Linked DNA regions of Homo sapiens: regions 1, 2 and 3 are each linked to region 4. The links are chromatin contacts, found by Hi-C in ENCODE. All regions are on one chromosome and are shown on one strand. The core of a region is the stretch at or near the end of the contact, and the rest is flanking DNA. Distances in the headings are between cores, read along the strand shown.

What was found. A loop is a pair of places that touch in the nucleus more often than their neighbours do. Pooled maps may share reads with other maps.
Region 1: a loop to region 4 is called in a pooled map, with 10 times the contacts of the local background. The contact joins the promoter of ZNF460-AS1 here to the promoter of ZNF615 in region 4. A Hi-C loop is called at or near these places in 4 of 50 pooled maps.
Region 2: a pooled map shows a loop between it and region 4 (3-fold over the local background). The contact joins the promoter of ZNF416 here to the promoter of ZNF615 in region 4. A Hi-C loop is called at or near these places in 3 of 50 pooled maps.
Region 3: a loop to region 4 is called in a pooled map, with 9 times the contacts of the local background. The contact joins the promoter of TRAPPC2B here to the promoter of ZNF615 in region 4. A Hi-C loop is called at or near these places in 2 of 50 pooled maps.

What each region holds. Positions count from the first base shown.
Region 1 is chr19:57,278,534-57,282,227 of GRCh38, reverse strand. It overlaps ZNF460-AS1 (ZNF460 antisense RNA 1), which reads left to right and starts at 1,894. Exons shown (of 3, transcript NR_136529.1): 1 at 1,894-1,949. ZNF460 (zinc finger protein 460) reads right to left here and starts at 1,743. Exons shown (of 3, transcript NM_006635.4): 1 at 1,392-1,743. The coding sequence starts at 1,421. RefSeq lists enhancers at 262-381, 1,310-1,901, 1,285-2,484, 1,902-2,493, 1,608-2,547 and a silencer at 838-887.
Region 2 is chr19:57,576,759-57,580,174 of GRCh38, reverse strand. ZNF416 (zinc finger protein 416) reads left to right here and starts at 1,264. Exons shown (of 4, transcript NM_017879.3): 1 at 1,264-1,503; 2 at 2,077-2,118. The coding sequence starts at 1,471. RefSeq lists a silencer at 1,355-1,574.
Region 3 is chr19:57,361,356-57,364,869 of GRCh38, reverse strand. It overlaps TRAPPC2B (trafficking protein particle complex subunit 2B), which reads right to left and starts at 1,319. Exons shown (of 2, transcript NM_001355204.2): 1 at 1,167-1,319; 2 at 1-55. The coding sequence starts at 36. ZNF547 (zinc finger protein 547) reads right to left here and starts at 1,319. Exons shown (of 4, transcript NM_173631.4): 1 at 1,167-1,319. RefSeq lists enhancers at 1,267-1,646, 1,687-1,766.
Region 4 is chr19:52,005,649-52,009,562 of GRCh38, reverse strand. It overlaps ZNF615 (zinc finger protein 615), which reads left to right and starts at 1,352. Exons shown (of 7, transcript NM_001199324.2): 1 at 1,352-1,422; 2 at 2,233-2,270. It overlaps LOC124904755 (a long non-coding RNA gene), which reads right to left and starts at 1,265. Exons shown (of 2, transcript XR_007067321.1): 1 at 1,084-1,265. RefSeq lists enhancers at 842-921, 982-1,591.

The DNA of each region.
Region 1 (3,694 bases), core at 645-3,144, 5.3 Mb before region 4:
TAAGGGAGTAAGGGGAACCACATATAAAACCACCGTGGAAGCCACACAGGTCCCCTGAGAACTCCTTAAACAACCAATATACCATTTTTTAAGTCTACACAGTTCCACCAGTATGAAAGGCCATGACTCCTCATGCCCAAGATCACTGGCTAGAAGGAGGCCTCATCTTGCAAAGGTTACTTTAGGTCTCACCCCCAGGCCTCCCTAACCACTGCGGGTAAAGAAGAGGGTAAAAACACAGGCTATGATGTTAGACACACCAGTTGTTAGTTTCTGACTTAAGAAACTTAAGAGCTACAGTGATGTAAGGCAGGTAATTGGACGTATGTGACCCTCAAATTGCTCTTGTGTAAAACAATGATGACAACAGAACCTAATTCTAAAGAGTAATCCCAGCACTTTGGGAGACCCAGATGGGTGGATCACCTGAGGTCAGGAGTTCAAGACCAGCGTGGCCAACACGGTAAAACCCCGTCTCTACTAAAAATACAAAAATTAGCCAGGCGTGGTGGCGCACACCTGTAGTCCCAGCTACTCAGGAGGCTGAGGCAGGAGAATCGCTTGAACCCAAAAGGCGGAGGTTGCAGTGAGCCGAGGTCACGCCACTGCACTCCAGCCTGGGCGACAGAACAAGACTCCGTCTCAAAAAAAAAAAAAAAAAAAAAAAAAAATTTCAGGGTTAAACGAACTGAGGGTTAAATAATACTCACCGATCAGCCCACAGCAAGGACTCAATGACAGTTAATATCATTCTTTGCAATTATTTTTCTTTGTTCCCATTACATCCTTGACAAACTCAAATCCACAAGCTTCTTTAATACCATCAGATTATCTACACAAAAATACCAGACTCTGGGCAAGGGTGTAAGGTGCCACTTTAGCCGGAATTGCCAAAAAAGGCACCTCCAAATAGGTGACACCTGGACAGATGCCAAAAGGATGTGAAAGGGAGGCCCTGCAAAGTTACAGGGGCAGTGTTCGAAGTAAAAGGAAGTGCAAGGAGAAAGCCTGGAAAATGGAAGAGGACTGCACGGTCAGGTTGGTGGCTCTGAAGAGCAAAGGACCAGGGAAAAATGCAAACAGACAAGGTCAGGGGTGGTTGGCCAGGTGGATGGGGTACGGGCTGGCAGGCAACAGAGAAGGTTGGATTTAGGGGAAGTGTGATGAGATCCCTAGAAGGAAGCATCACTCCTTCAACCACGGACTGAACACCTATCAGAGGCCAACACTGTTGCAGGACTGCGGATAAAGGAAATGACAAGCCACGGCCATTTCTCTTAAATAAACGATGGCGACAAAGAAAAATCCTGTGGCTGTCTTGGCTTCCAGCCTGCCCACGAGGCCTCTAGAAATAGCACAGCAGCAGCAAGGCCGAAACCTCGTCCACTCACCTGCGCCGGAGCCATCCACGCCGCCGCCATCCCGGGAATGCCGCGGATCAGCCGACCACAGCCCTTCTCTGTCCTGGGCGGGGCGACCTCGGCTGACTTTCGCACTCCGAGCCTCAGTTTTCCCCCGAAAAAAATGCGCACAAGGCCCAAGGCGCAGCGTCGGGGCTGAGGAGACGGAGGGCGGCTGCGGAGGCCTAGGCCTCGGCGGGCGCCGGTGGGACACCTCGTTAGGGGAGAAGCGGGGCGTCAGGCTCCCGCCAAGACGCGAAGAAGGGGCGTAACCGCTTCACTACCCGTCCCTGCTCAGGCCGCAGAACGCGCCCACCCAGCGCTCTAGGCCCCACACTGTTTCAGGGCCAAACCGGCCCACGGAGATGACGTCACACGAAGAAGCGGAAGTCCCGCCTCCGCCGCCCTGGCCCGCAGAAAACTCTCCTGTCCTGGGTCGTCAATGGCCCAGAGTCCGCGGCCGACGCAAGGGGCAGTGCCTTCTGGGTAATGCAGTTTTTCCCTTACATCTACCGGGTGTGGGAACTCACCCAGCGCATCCGACTGCACGTAAGTGCGCACCAGAACCCCCGCGTCGTCTTAGGGCCACCGCCTTAGTATAGGCACAAGTCGGAGGGTCGAAAGGTCCCTTCTAGCTCAGGAAAATCGAGGTCAGGAGGCGGGGATATTCGCCCCGATTCAGACCCCGAACAAAGGTGCTTACCCTGCTGTGGGCTGGGCCCGCGACTTCTCGCTTGCTTTGCCTCTTTTCTGGATCTTTTCATAGAAGAAAAGGATAAATGAGCAGTTAAAATAGCCACCCAAAGGAGGACGCCTGACAGTGTGCCCAGCCTGCTGGGAAAGGACAGACCGCCCTCTATTGGGCCTCCTTTGGCCGGGCCCAGCCTTCGTAGGATGCAGGGACTTCCGGGTGATGTAATAGGCTTCGCGTTCGCCACGTGTGGACTTCCCGTACCCTGAGGTGGGGAGGCTGCTAGTGGAGCAGGCTTGCCGGGAAGCCCAGTACTCCCATTTCAAGCATGATCAGTTTGAAACGTCAGTAAGACCACAAAGCGTAGTGCCATATACTCAACCTATGATTCAACATTGGCAGAGGGTTCGAGCGTGGATATATAAATTTGGGAGTTATTACTGTAAACTGTTACTTCAAGTCATGATATTGGGTGAGGCTATGAAAAGAATGAGCGTAGATGGATAAGTGACGGGAAAGAGGGGAACCCTGGCCCAACCCAGCATTAACTGGTTGCAGACAGGAGAGTTTATAAAGTCTTGTTAGGAATTTTAACAATCCTAGACTATGCAAAGATTATATTATGCGAAGTCTTAGGAGTCCCCATCAGTAACTTTTTTTTTTTCTTTTCATGACTATGAAAGTGAGAGAATAAAGTCCAGCTTTCAATGGTTTGACGATATATATGGTTAAGGAAATAGAAAGGTGTGCAGAAAGTACTCTCCAAGAGATTTAATTTTGAGATTGAAAATAGTCAAGGAATGGAGATGGAGTCAATTTCCTACACGATGCGGTACTTTTGGAGAAATATTTTTGGCTAAATTAGTGTGCAAGGAACACTGTTATTCATCACTGGCAATAGTAATTTTTGAAAATTGATAAAGACATCATTCTCTTTTTCACATATTTGTGACTCTTAAATTTTTTTTTTTTTTTTTTTTTTTTGAGATGGAGTTTCACTCTTGTTGCCCAGGCTGGAGAGCAGTGGCACAGTCTCCACTCACTGCAACCTCCGCCTCCCGGGTTCAAGCGATTCTCCTGCCTCAGCCTCCTGAGTAGCTGGGATTACAGGTGTGCGCCACCACGCCTGGCTAATTTTATATTTTTAGTAGAGACAGGGTTCTTCCATGTTGTTCAGGCTGGTCTCAAACTCCCGACCTCAGGTGATCCACCCACCTCGGCCTCCCAAAGTGCTAGGATTACAGACGTGAGCCACCCCCTCTGGCCAGACTCTTATAATTAAATTTAAATGGTTTTTTCAGAGGCATATGAACCAGAGCAACTCTATCTTAAATAGGAGCTGGGTAAAATGAAGCTAAAACCTACTAGGCTGCATTCCCAGACAGTTAAGGCATTCTGAGTCACAGGATGAGATAGGAGGTCAGCACAAAATACGGATCATAAAGACCTTGCTGATAAAACAGGTTGCAGTAAAGGAGCTGGCCAAAACCACCAAAACCAAAATGGTGACAAGAGTGACCTCTGGTCTTCCTCACTGCTACACTCCCATCAGTGCCACGACAGTTTACAAATGCCATGGCAATGTCAGGGAGTTACCCTATGT
Region 2 (3,416 bases), core at 15-2,514, 5.6 Mb before region 4:
AGATATTGTGATACAGGCATACAATGTGTAATAATCATATCAGGGTACACAAGCATTTATCATTTCTTTGTGTTACAAACATTCTAGTTATAATACTCTTTTAGTTGTTTTTAATGTACAATAAATTACTGTTGACTGTAGTCTCTCTACTGTGCTATCAAATACTAGATCTTATTCATTCTACCCTGTCTTAAGGAGGCCTTGGTAGCCATGCTGAGGTTATGGGGTGCTGCTTCCAAAACCAAAAGTATTATGGGCAGCTGGTATGAAGGATCATAGGCTTATGGTCTGTGAGATCCTGTATGTTTAAGAAAGCCCAGTCTTATTGCCAGTAATTACTGTTTTAATGGTGTATAGCATGAGGCTGAAAGAGACAGTTTCCTGCATTGGAAGCTTTTACTCAACAAATGGCCGTTGTATGTGGTTCAGAGATTCCAAGAGGCATGAGAAGTGTAAACCAAAAATAAAATTCCCAGCCCCCCAACCATCTGAATGCATCCTTCCTCTTGGCCAAGGGCATTCCAAAGTTAATCTGAAAAACTAGTTCAGGACGTGATGGGAAGTGAGGGTCAGACTTGCCCTCCTCCCCTTGGAATTCAGGCACAACTGACCAGCATTAACATTAAAACAGAGATTTTAAGACTTCTTGTAGCAATAAGACAGTGAATTCCAGCCTGATTGTAGTATAGCATTACATGACAGATAGCAGGCCCTGAAAGGAATTGAAGTATTTTACTCTAAACTTTATTTATTTGACATATTTTGAAGAGGCCCTGCAAAGGTGTGTCTTGTGGAATCTGCATTTTGCTGAGAATCCCCTTTCCTCTCCAGGGTTTTTTTATTTTCATGGTCCAGGAAAGAATTAAGAGTCTGGCACCTTTCAAAGTCTGATAGGAAACATTTACAATCTATTCCCTCTGAAGCCTGCTGCGTGAAAGCTTCATCTGCTTAATAAGAACCTTGGTCTCTACAACCTCTTATCTTAACCCAGACACTCCCTTCAGTGGGTATGGGACTGCGGAAATCGGCCAGCGGCCCCTTTAAGGAGCAGCAAGTCCCTGTCTCGCTCTTGGTGTCGCGCCTTTTCCTAGCGCCCTCCGCGGGCCGCTTAGCCCTTGTTCCGGGTGAATCTCAGGGAGGGCACCGGAACCCTGGGCTTCTGAGAACTACATTACCCATAATGCCGAGCGCCAAGCTGCAAAGACGCGGAGCCAATCAACGTTCAGGAACGGACCTGTCTCCGTTTGTTGCATACGGTAAGGCGGGACTTCCGGCACCGCTCCGAGATGGTAATTTTGGTGGTTCTCTACCTCGGCCCACGCCGCCTGAGTTAGAAACGCTGCCTCCGGCACAGAGCGGGGGTCGCCCCGCTGCGCATCAGCCGGTGGGTCGCTGGCGCTGGTGGCAGCCGTGCCTGGGTTCCCGCCCCGGGTCGCCCGCCGCTCCCGGCCCCGCTCCGCTCACAATCCGATGGCGGCGGCCGTGCTTAGGGATTCGACTTCGGTGAGTGCTGCGTCTCCCGGGCCTCACCTGCCCTCTCCGCCGGAAATCCAACACCCTGCATGAGGGGCGCCTGCTTGCGTCCCTGCAGCCCGACCCTAGAGTCCAGGACTATGAGGCCCTCGCGGGTGGGGCTCCCATTTACAAGCCTGGTGTCGTGGGCTGTGGAGGGTGTGGCAGGCGGAGGGGCCGGTTTCTGTGAATCTTGCTGGGACGATTGAGCCAGTAACGTTCACGCCCGAATGGTAAAATGAGGCTCTTTCTTTTCAAGACGCTGAGAGCCATGGGTGGTTGTGAACAGACGAGGCACATGGTCTGAGTTAGACTTTTCAAATTTTTTCTAAAGTTACTCAGAGTTGGAACAGCCTGGAAGGGGGATAACACCGAGGCACAGGGAAGTTGAGTCCTTGTGCAAGGTCCCACAGCAGGTAAGAGTCACACGGAACTGAGGAGCAATAATAATTTAGTCATCACCAAGTCACCTGGCTCCAGGGCTGCGCAGGGAAACAAGGAGGCATCAGCCCATGGAGCTTCCACCATAGTTACCTGCCTCTCATAGCCTTCCTCTTCCCGCAGGTTCCCGTGACTGCAGAAGCTAAACTTATGGGCTTTACACAGGTGAGTGGAGAGTGTTTCGGGCCCTCACTGATGCTGACCCCAGTGTTTGTCTCTGAGATTGTGTTCTGGGACTCTTCTCTTGGCACTCTTTGGGTCCTTGGTTCTAGGAATCCTGAACAAACATCAGTCCCAGGGTCATACATCCAGGCTGGAAGCTGGTATAGAATGGTTCCTATTGCTGGGAACCAGTAAAGTAAGGTGTGGAACGTTGTCTCAGGCTTAGATACCAGATGAGCAAGTGCTTGAAGGTCAGGCTGAGCTGGTTTAGGAAACTACAGCTGTTTTCTTTCTCATGGGAACTGAAAGCTGGGATGCAGGAATCAGACAAAAAATGGCTGTCAGTTGTCGGGTGTTTCTTCTGGAGTGTGTGATGAGCAATGACAGTTTGGGGGCAGAGGAGGTATGTGATCTGATCCAGGTCTCATCAGGTTCCCTGTGTGTGGCCAAGCTGAGAGAACAGGCTGAGTGTGAGGTATGAGATAGGAAGATAGTGAAGAAGGCTGCTGCAGTAGTCCAGGTGAGTGTTACTGGTGGCTGGACTTGTGTGGTGGCTGTGGAGGTGGTAGTTGGATTTTAGATCAGTTTTTTTAAGTAGGGAAGCCTGGATTTTGAGATAGAAAAGTAGGATTTAGGGGTAAAAGCAAGGTGTTTGGGTTTAGCAGCTGGAAATATGGAAGCTCCACTAGCGAGGATTGTAAAGTTGGTAGTAGAGTCAGTTATCTCTAGAGATAATCAGAAATTTTGATATGGACCATCTTTATTTTTAAAATTTTTTAATAAAAATCATCTGAACATGGCCCAATGGGACATCTTTTAGAGTCTGAGATGTTTCAAAGAACAGTTAGTTTAGACATGAAGTGGATAGTTTATCCTACAGGACTAGAACTGTGTTGAGGGATTCAGGATAGAGACATTTAAAAGGTGGTGGCCACTACTTGCCTAGGGGTATAGCTTGGGACACAATTAGGAGGTGGAATCGTGATCACTTTGGTAATGCTATTACCAGCCCAGGGAAGGAAGGTTGGGGGTCACTACTGGCTCTCCTGCTTGGGGACATGGTTGGTCATGGTGGGAATCACAAAGACAGGTATGGGAGAGAGGTGGCTATGGTAGGGTGTGAGAGCAAGGATGATCTGGCAAGTGGCCAAGGATCTAGGAGAAGAGTGGGCATGAGATCAATGCTTGGAAGTAATTGAGACAAGATGACACTGAGACCAGAACTAGTGCTTACTCAGCACTCTGGATATATCTACCAGGGTTTTGTGGCAACCCTTGAGGTGTCAGGAATTTCAGGGAGG
Region 3 (3,514 bases), core at 70-2,569, 5.4 Mb before region 4:
GTGACCAACAATTACAAAGTAGAAGCTTCCAGACATGGTCTTCAATATATGGCTCCTGCAGCGGGAGGCCGACAACGGAAACGCAATGTCAGTTTCCGCGGAAGAGACCCGCGCTCCGCACCTTTTTTTGACACGGAATCTCGCTCTGTCGCCCAGGCTGGAGTGCAATGGCGCGATCTTGGCTCACTGCAATCTCCACCTCCTGGGTTCAGGCAATTCTCCTGCCTCAGCCTCCCGAATAGCTGGGATTACAGGCGCGCGTCACCACCCCCGGCTAATTTTTGTATTTTTACTAAAGACGGGGTTTCACCATGTTGGTCAGGCTGGTCTTGAACGCCTGACCTTGTGATCCGCTCGCCTTGGCCTCCCAAAGTGCTGGGATTACCGGCGTGAGCCACCACGCCCGGCCACCCTCTATTCTTTTGAAGAATCTACACCAGTTCTCCTCTGTAGACTCCACACCTTTCTGTCCCCCTACCCATGTGACATTTTCAACTTGAGACGCCTGAGAATCACACTGGCCAAACTCCAACCCATGATCTTCTCCATGAAACCTACTTCTCATGCTGCTGACTTCCCCAACTTCATTCTTTCAGATGTTCGGGCAAAAAAAAAAAAATGACCCTTCACTCCCTATTTTTGCTCACAGACATATCTGATACGGCAGGAAAACCTGTTGGCTCTATCTTCCAGGTCTATCCAGAATCCCATCACATTGTCCCTCTTATACCACGGCTCTGGTGCAGCCTCTGGGATCCACTGCAGTGGCCTCTTCTGGGTCTCTCTGTGTCAATTCCCCATCCTGCTCGTTCTAACTCTGGACCTGCCCCTCCCACTGGTCTTCCCTTGACAACCTTCCATGGTTATACCGGCTGCTCAGGCTGCCATTCCAAGAGAAAATTCACAAAACCCTCTCTTTCCCGCAGAAACAACCCACACTCCGGGCTCCCCGACGCGGCCCACTTGGCAGCACCTCCATGCTCTGAACCTGAGATCCCCGAAGGGAGCTCTGAGGCTGCATCAAACCAGCTGATACGGGGACCCCACACAGGAACGCCCCTCTCTTCGAGACAAGGGGCCTGACCTGCAGGGCCCCTTCTATGGGCTTCAGCACTGGAAGGAGGGGTCGGGCGGAGGTGGGGGGGGGCCTGGGACGGGGCACCCACCTCGGGTTCTTCGGCGGGGACTCCGCAAGTCCAGCCAGGGAAGAGAGGGGCGGGGGCGACAAAGGCAAGACAAGGACACCGCCGTCCCCAGTCCTTGTCAGCTGAGCTTCTGCCACTGTCAGTTGTGCCTGTGTCACTACCGCCTCTGCGTACAAGGAACCAAGCCGCTTCTCGCGCTTTTCCGCTCCGTCACTTCGGTGACGTCATAGAGCGCCAAAGGCCGGAACTAGTGAAAACACCAGAGAAAATCAAATCAACCACGGCAAGAGGACGCCGGAAGTCCCGCCCTCCTACGATGCGCGAGCACGAGGACGGACGCACGCACGCACGCACGCACGCAAAGGTTCCTTCCTGCACATTCATTGGGTCAGTCGCGCTGCCGAGAACCGCAGTGTCTTCTGGGTTATGAAGTTTCGACACCGCTTCTGGACTTGCCTTAGAGCGTTGGTCAGTCCTTATATGGCGGATAGAGGCTCAGTGGCACCGTCAGGGGAGCTGGTAAACAGAGTGCCGGACTCCACGGACAGGACGGGGCTTGGGTTGCTCTTAAAGGCGACATAACCAGATTTTCTTGAAGTAAGGTCTAGGATACTCACAGAAATGTGAGGGACCTATGATATCGGATTGTGAAGCACAGCAAGTTCTCAACGGCTACACCGCCAAAGGGACACACTATACCACAAAGGCACTCTGTCTCTACTCATGCCTCTCAGCCATATGTTGCTTTTCAAATACACATACAGTTAAACTTTGACTTCTATTTATTAAGCTTCAATATGGTTGGTCCAAGAGAACAAAGAAAGACTACATGGCTGGGAATTTGCACAAAAGAAGACAGGAGATACCGACGTAGATTGAAAGGGTGACGCTGTGCCTCTGGATCCAGAAGAAAACATCATTACTGTCTGTAGAGTCAGTGATTGTGTTCCTACCAAGAGTGCAATGCTTTTATTCTAATAATACTTATTACTTCATGTCTGAAATATTTTACATTTATTTTAAAAGTCTCAATCCTGTCTGAAAATGAGAGTGACTGATACATGCCATTTCCTGACAGGACATTTTGTGCCATTCCATAGTTGGAGTATATGTACACAGGGAACGTATTATCCCCAATAAAAACTGTGAACTTTCATGATCTTATCTCCTTCCTGAGAAGTGAGTTATCATTTTACAGGGAGTTGAAATTATCTGTGAAAATACTTGTGAAATGAAAATTACAGAAATCTATTAATAATAACTGTTAGGTTTTGAAGGGAAGGCGAGGGTTAAAGAAAGGCAGAGTTGGCAGCTCTACAGCAATGCAGGTTTTATGTCCAGCACGAGACCTGTGATGGGGAGAACTAGCTTAGTGCCAGAACCCCTCACTGCTTACAGGCTGGGGCAATTATAGGCCTGGATGAGAGGGGTCAGGGGTGGGGGGCAGGGGGCGCGGCGGGAGGGTATGACTTGCTGCCCAGGAGGATGGTGGGTTTTTTTTTGTTTTTGGAGGAGTCTCGCTCTTGTCGCCCAGCCTTGAGTGCAATGGCGTGATCTCGGCCCACTGCAACCTCCGCCTCCCGGAGTTCAAGCGATTCTTGAACTCCGCCTCCCGAGTAGTTGGCTTTACAGGCGCGTGCCACCACGCCCGGCTAATTTTTTTGTATTTTTAGTAGGGACAGGGTTTCACCATGTTGGTCAGGCCAGTCTGGAATTCCTGACCTCAGGTGATCCGCCCGCCTCGGCCTCCCAAATTGCTGGGATTACAGGCGTGAGCCACAGCACCCGGCCAAAGGATGTGCGTAAGATGTTCCTGAGGCAGTTTGGCCTTTTATCCGGCAGGATGTGATAGTGACCTTCCTTGGATCTTTTCCCAGAACGATGTGATAAGAAAGTCAGGCAGTTGGGCAGGATGTTTCTCAAGGCCCTCACTCCGTGGAATGCTTCACTCTGACCAAGGTCTGTGAGATGGCAGGGGGCTTACAGGATGGTGCAGTTTGGACTAACAGTGATTATGTTATTTCAAAACTAGTGGCAGAAATAGTCCTACAGAAATCTCTCTGTGACATGTGAAGGGGGGAAAAAGCAAGGTTACAGTAGAGTTTGAGCAAGAGTCTGAGAAGTCAAAGAATGAAGTTGAGACTGGCTGTGCTGGAACCTGGACACATTATGCTTCTGTCTCCTATATGTATTTCTTATTTCATACTTGAAAACATCGCTTATTAACTGTTTGGAGGGATAGAGATAACAAATGGAAACACTTGTCAAAAAATAAAAATGAAGGCCGGGTGCGGTGGCTCACGCCTGCAATCCCAGCAATTTGGGAGGCCGAGGTGGGCGGATCACGAGGTCAGGAGCTCAAGACCAGC
Region 4 (3,914 bases), core at 103-2,602:
TACAGTGAGCTGTGATCTCCCCAGGCACTCCAGACTGGGCAACAGAGTGGACCTTGCCTCAAAAAGAGACAAAAAAAAAACAAAAAAAAAGAAAAACTCTCATATACCAAGGGTGAGAAGAGCAAATGGAACACGAACTTGACTCTGAAAAATAGTTTGACAATTTCTCTGTATATTTATATACTGATACCTATATCACACACATAGATTCACACAGGCATTTCCTTTCTCTCATTCTTCTAATATAGGAAGTTTGGTTGGATTTATATTTACAGTTCAGCATTGCCATGACTTTGCACATACTATTCGCGGTTGGCACACGTAGTATAACGTGATCTCCTTCTTAACCTTTCTTTCTTTTGTTTTTTTTTTGAGATGGAGTTTTGCTCCTGTTGCCCAGGCTGGAGTGCAATGACGCCATCTTGGCCCACAGCAACCTCCGCCTCCCGGGTTCAAGCGATTCTCCTGCCTCAGCCTCCCGAGTAGCTGGGATTACAGGCATGCGCCACCATGCCTGGCTAATTTTGTATTTTTAGTAGAGACAGGGTTTCTCCATGTTGGTCAGGCTGGTCTCGAACTCCCGCTCTCAGGTGATCCGCCCACCTCGGCCTCCCAAAGTGCTGGGATTACAGGCGTGAGCCACCGCGCCCGGCCTCTTTCCCAACCTTTTTTTTCTCACTGAAGTGGTCCTGTTCCCTTAATTTCTGGCCACTTCTCCTGAGTCCAGCCCTCATATTTGGCTCCACCTGGGTCCCAGGCTCTCCCCTCCGCCTTGGGAACTATACTTTCTGGCTTTTACTGGCTTTTCCCCATGCCTTTCACCCAACATAATTTTGGCACGTTCCAACCGTTTTCATTACCTAGTCTGTGACTGCTACCCCTGTTCCGTCAGCGTAGCTAACAGCCCTCTTCTGCGTTCAAAAGGCGCTTCAAGCTACTTTGTTAGAAATCTGGCTTTGGCCGAAGTGTCCCCTCTCGGCCGGTTCTCCTTTTCCCTCACAAGGAACTGTTTCCTAACCTTTGTACAAAGTGTAAACGTCGCGGCCATCTTAGCCTTCTATTCAGCTGCTGAAAGGGATTTACCTCCACGCCATTTTTGTCTTGTGTAAACTGGAGCCTCTGTATATGGACCCGTATTTATGAAGGGTTGAGGTGCCAGGAAATGGGACAGTTTCAGTGCTCTTTCATCTTCCCGGCCATCCCCGGTCACCCCCGGTCACCCCCGGTCACCAGCGCCAAAACGCGCCCTTTGCCTTGTGTACGTCAGATACTCAAAGATGGCGGCCCCCATGGAGCCAAGGCGACGAGGGCGCGGCCATCTTGCATCTGCGCAAACGCTGGGAACGCCTCCGACCCTGGATAGTCGCCGTCAGGCACTGAGGAGGCCGAGAGATGAGGCCGGAGCCCACCAAGTTCTGGGAAGTAAGTTCAGTCACTGGGTGGTCGCTGTGGTGACGGGGGAGGAAATTCTGTCCGTGGCTGGGCGTGTTCGTGGACAGTGGTGATGGACTGGTATCTGTCGGCGCCAGCGTTTGGCGACGCCAGTGGAATTCTTTCAGGAGCTTAGCGTGGGTCCGATTCCTATCGCAGGGGAACTACAAGAGGTCCGTGATAGGGTGTGTGTGTGTGTGATCGGGGTACCTCTGGGACCAGTCACAGGGTCCTCGTGTAGTTTGTGGTTAAAGATCTCTAGAGATCCGCTACTGAGTGCCCAAGTCACATTCTGGTGTCTTTGGTGTTGTCCTTTGGCGGGGCTCAGTGATTGCGAACTGGAGGGTTTGTTTTGTCAGCGAATCGGTTTATGGTTCAGGTTTTGTTTGGGACTAAATGATTGAGGAACTGTCTTGGGGGTTAAGGTACGGAGGTTTCTGATCCAGGTTTTGGAATTAATCCCGGTGGCGGTGGTGGTAGCGCCACAGATTCCGATGTGGGCTGCAGCTCTGGAGGCCTGGGAACCATGGCAGGTGATGGGTTAGCCCCAGCCCTGGCTGCTGGAACAGAATTGATGCTCATTAGCATTCCCCTTCTGCCCAAGACCCTTCTCCACGACTGGTTTTTAAATCCCCTTTGGCACCTTCCATCACCCCTTGGTCTTGAATCCTCAGAAATGGAAGTTTTTGGCGAGATCAGTCATCTAGCATACCTAAAAGTAGTATGTTTTATATTTAAGATGCGGCTTCTACCCTTTGTCCTGCAAGTTTCCAGCGTATCCTCTTGGATATTTCTTTTCAGGTTCTTTCTGACACAAGTAAGATAACATCTCTGCCATGGTAAGCTCGGTTACTCAAAGATAACCTTTGTCAAATTTTCAGAATATTTCAATTTTAGACGTGTATGTTATGTGCTTAATATTCATAATTCAGATAAATTATGTAAATGGTACTATTATCTTTTTCGCTTTATATTATGTAATAAACATTTAGAAGTTGTTTTTACTGTTTGAGCCGGTGGTACTATAAGTGCATTCACATTAAGTTTATGCGTACATTTGGATAGAAGTGAAATGTTTTAAAATGTTTAGGTATTATTTTTAGGAACATTTTATGATTATCCATTTATCCATGAATTTTGTTTTTCCTGCCTTTAATCTTCAATCTAGACTATTACTTTTATTGCAGTGTATTGCTTTCTGACTCCCCTTTCCTTATAATCTATAACAAAAGATAAATTAATTTTAAATATTTATTTTATATTTGGTCATCTTAATTCTTAGTATTACAATATTTTTCTCTCTGCCTAACATATTATTTTGTGAAAATTTTTGAACCTATGGAAATATTGAAAGAAGTTTAATGTTAATACCAATATGCCTACCACCTAGCTTTTACCATTAACATTGTATTAGATCAGCTCTACTGGTTTTCTAAGTATTCATCCATTCCTCTGTTTGTGAATCATTCCTTATTTGTTGTCGATTTTGGTATATTTCAAAGTAAGTTACAGACATAAGTACCATTCCTCTAAATAATTCTGTATATGATTAACTAGAATTCTACTAATAGCCCTTTAATTGCTTTATTTATTTACTTAATAGGGAGGCATCTGATTTACAGATAATTTTGGTTCGGTATAAAGTAGAGTAAAAGTGGATTTTGAAGTGAAACAAAAGTGGATTTTCAGCCCTGATTCTGCTTCTTGCTCATTGTGTGATTGGCATAACTTGTGTCGCTTTACTTGTTGGCCAAAAGAGGAGTTAAACATCTTTTCCTCACGATTATCTCTGAGGATTATTTTTGGTTTTGTCTTTTGTAAAATTTGTATTTATATTCATTTTTTTCTCTCCCTTCCTCCCGCCTGGTTTCTCTCTTTTTTCTATTAATGAAAACATTTAAAGCCGTAAACTTATATTACTGAACTACCATCAGCAATTTTATTTTAAATGTAGAATGCTAATATTTTTCTGATGTAAACCTGTGTTTTCCCTATGAAAAATCAAGTGAAGAAAGTAAAAATGACCTGTCAGATAGCACACTTTTGCCAATATTACCTTTTAAGAAAGTTTTAGGAATGGGGTTTTGGGTTACCAGGTATACCTTTATTGGCAATTTTCAATAGAATGTTAAATTGTTCCCAAGAAAGGTTCTGCTCTTAATACTGACTCGATCTGTATATGCTTTAGGAGGATATAGGATTTTTCTATTTAAATTTTGTATCCAGCCACCTGACTAAAGGAATACAGACGTATTAGGCAAATACTGATAATTTGCCCCTTATATTCAAAAGTCATCTTTGATTATTTTTTTATACTGCATTCTACTGAGTGACATTCTAGACCCAAATTCTCAACTCTGCCATTGTAATGTGATAATAGCCTGAGATGAAATGTCATGGAATGCATGTAGCTGTGTTCTTATAAGACTTTATTTACAAAACAGGTGGTCCAGGTCCTGGATACTATATTACTGACTCTTGAT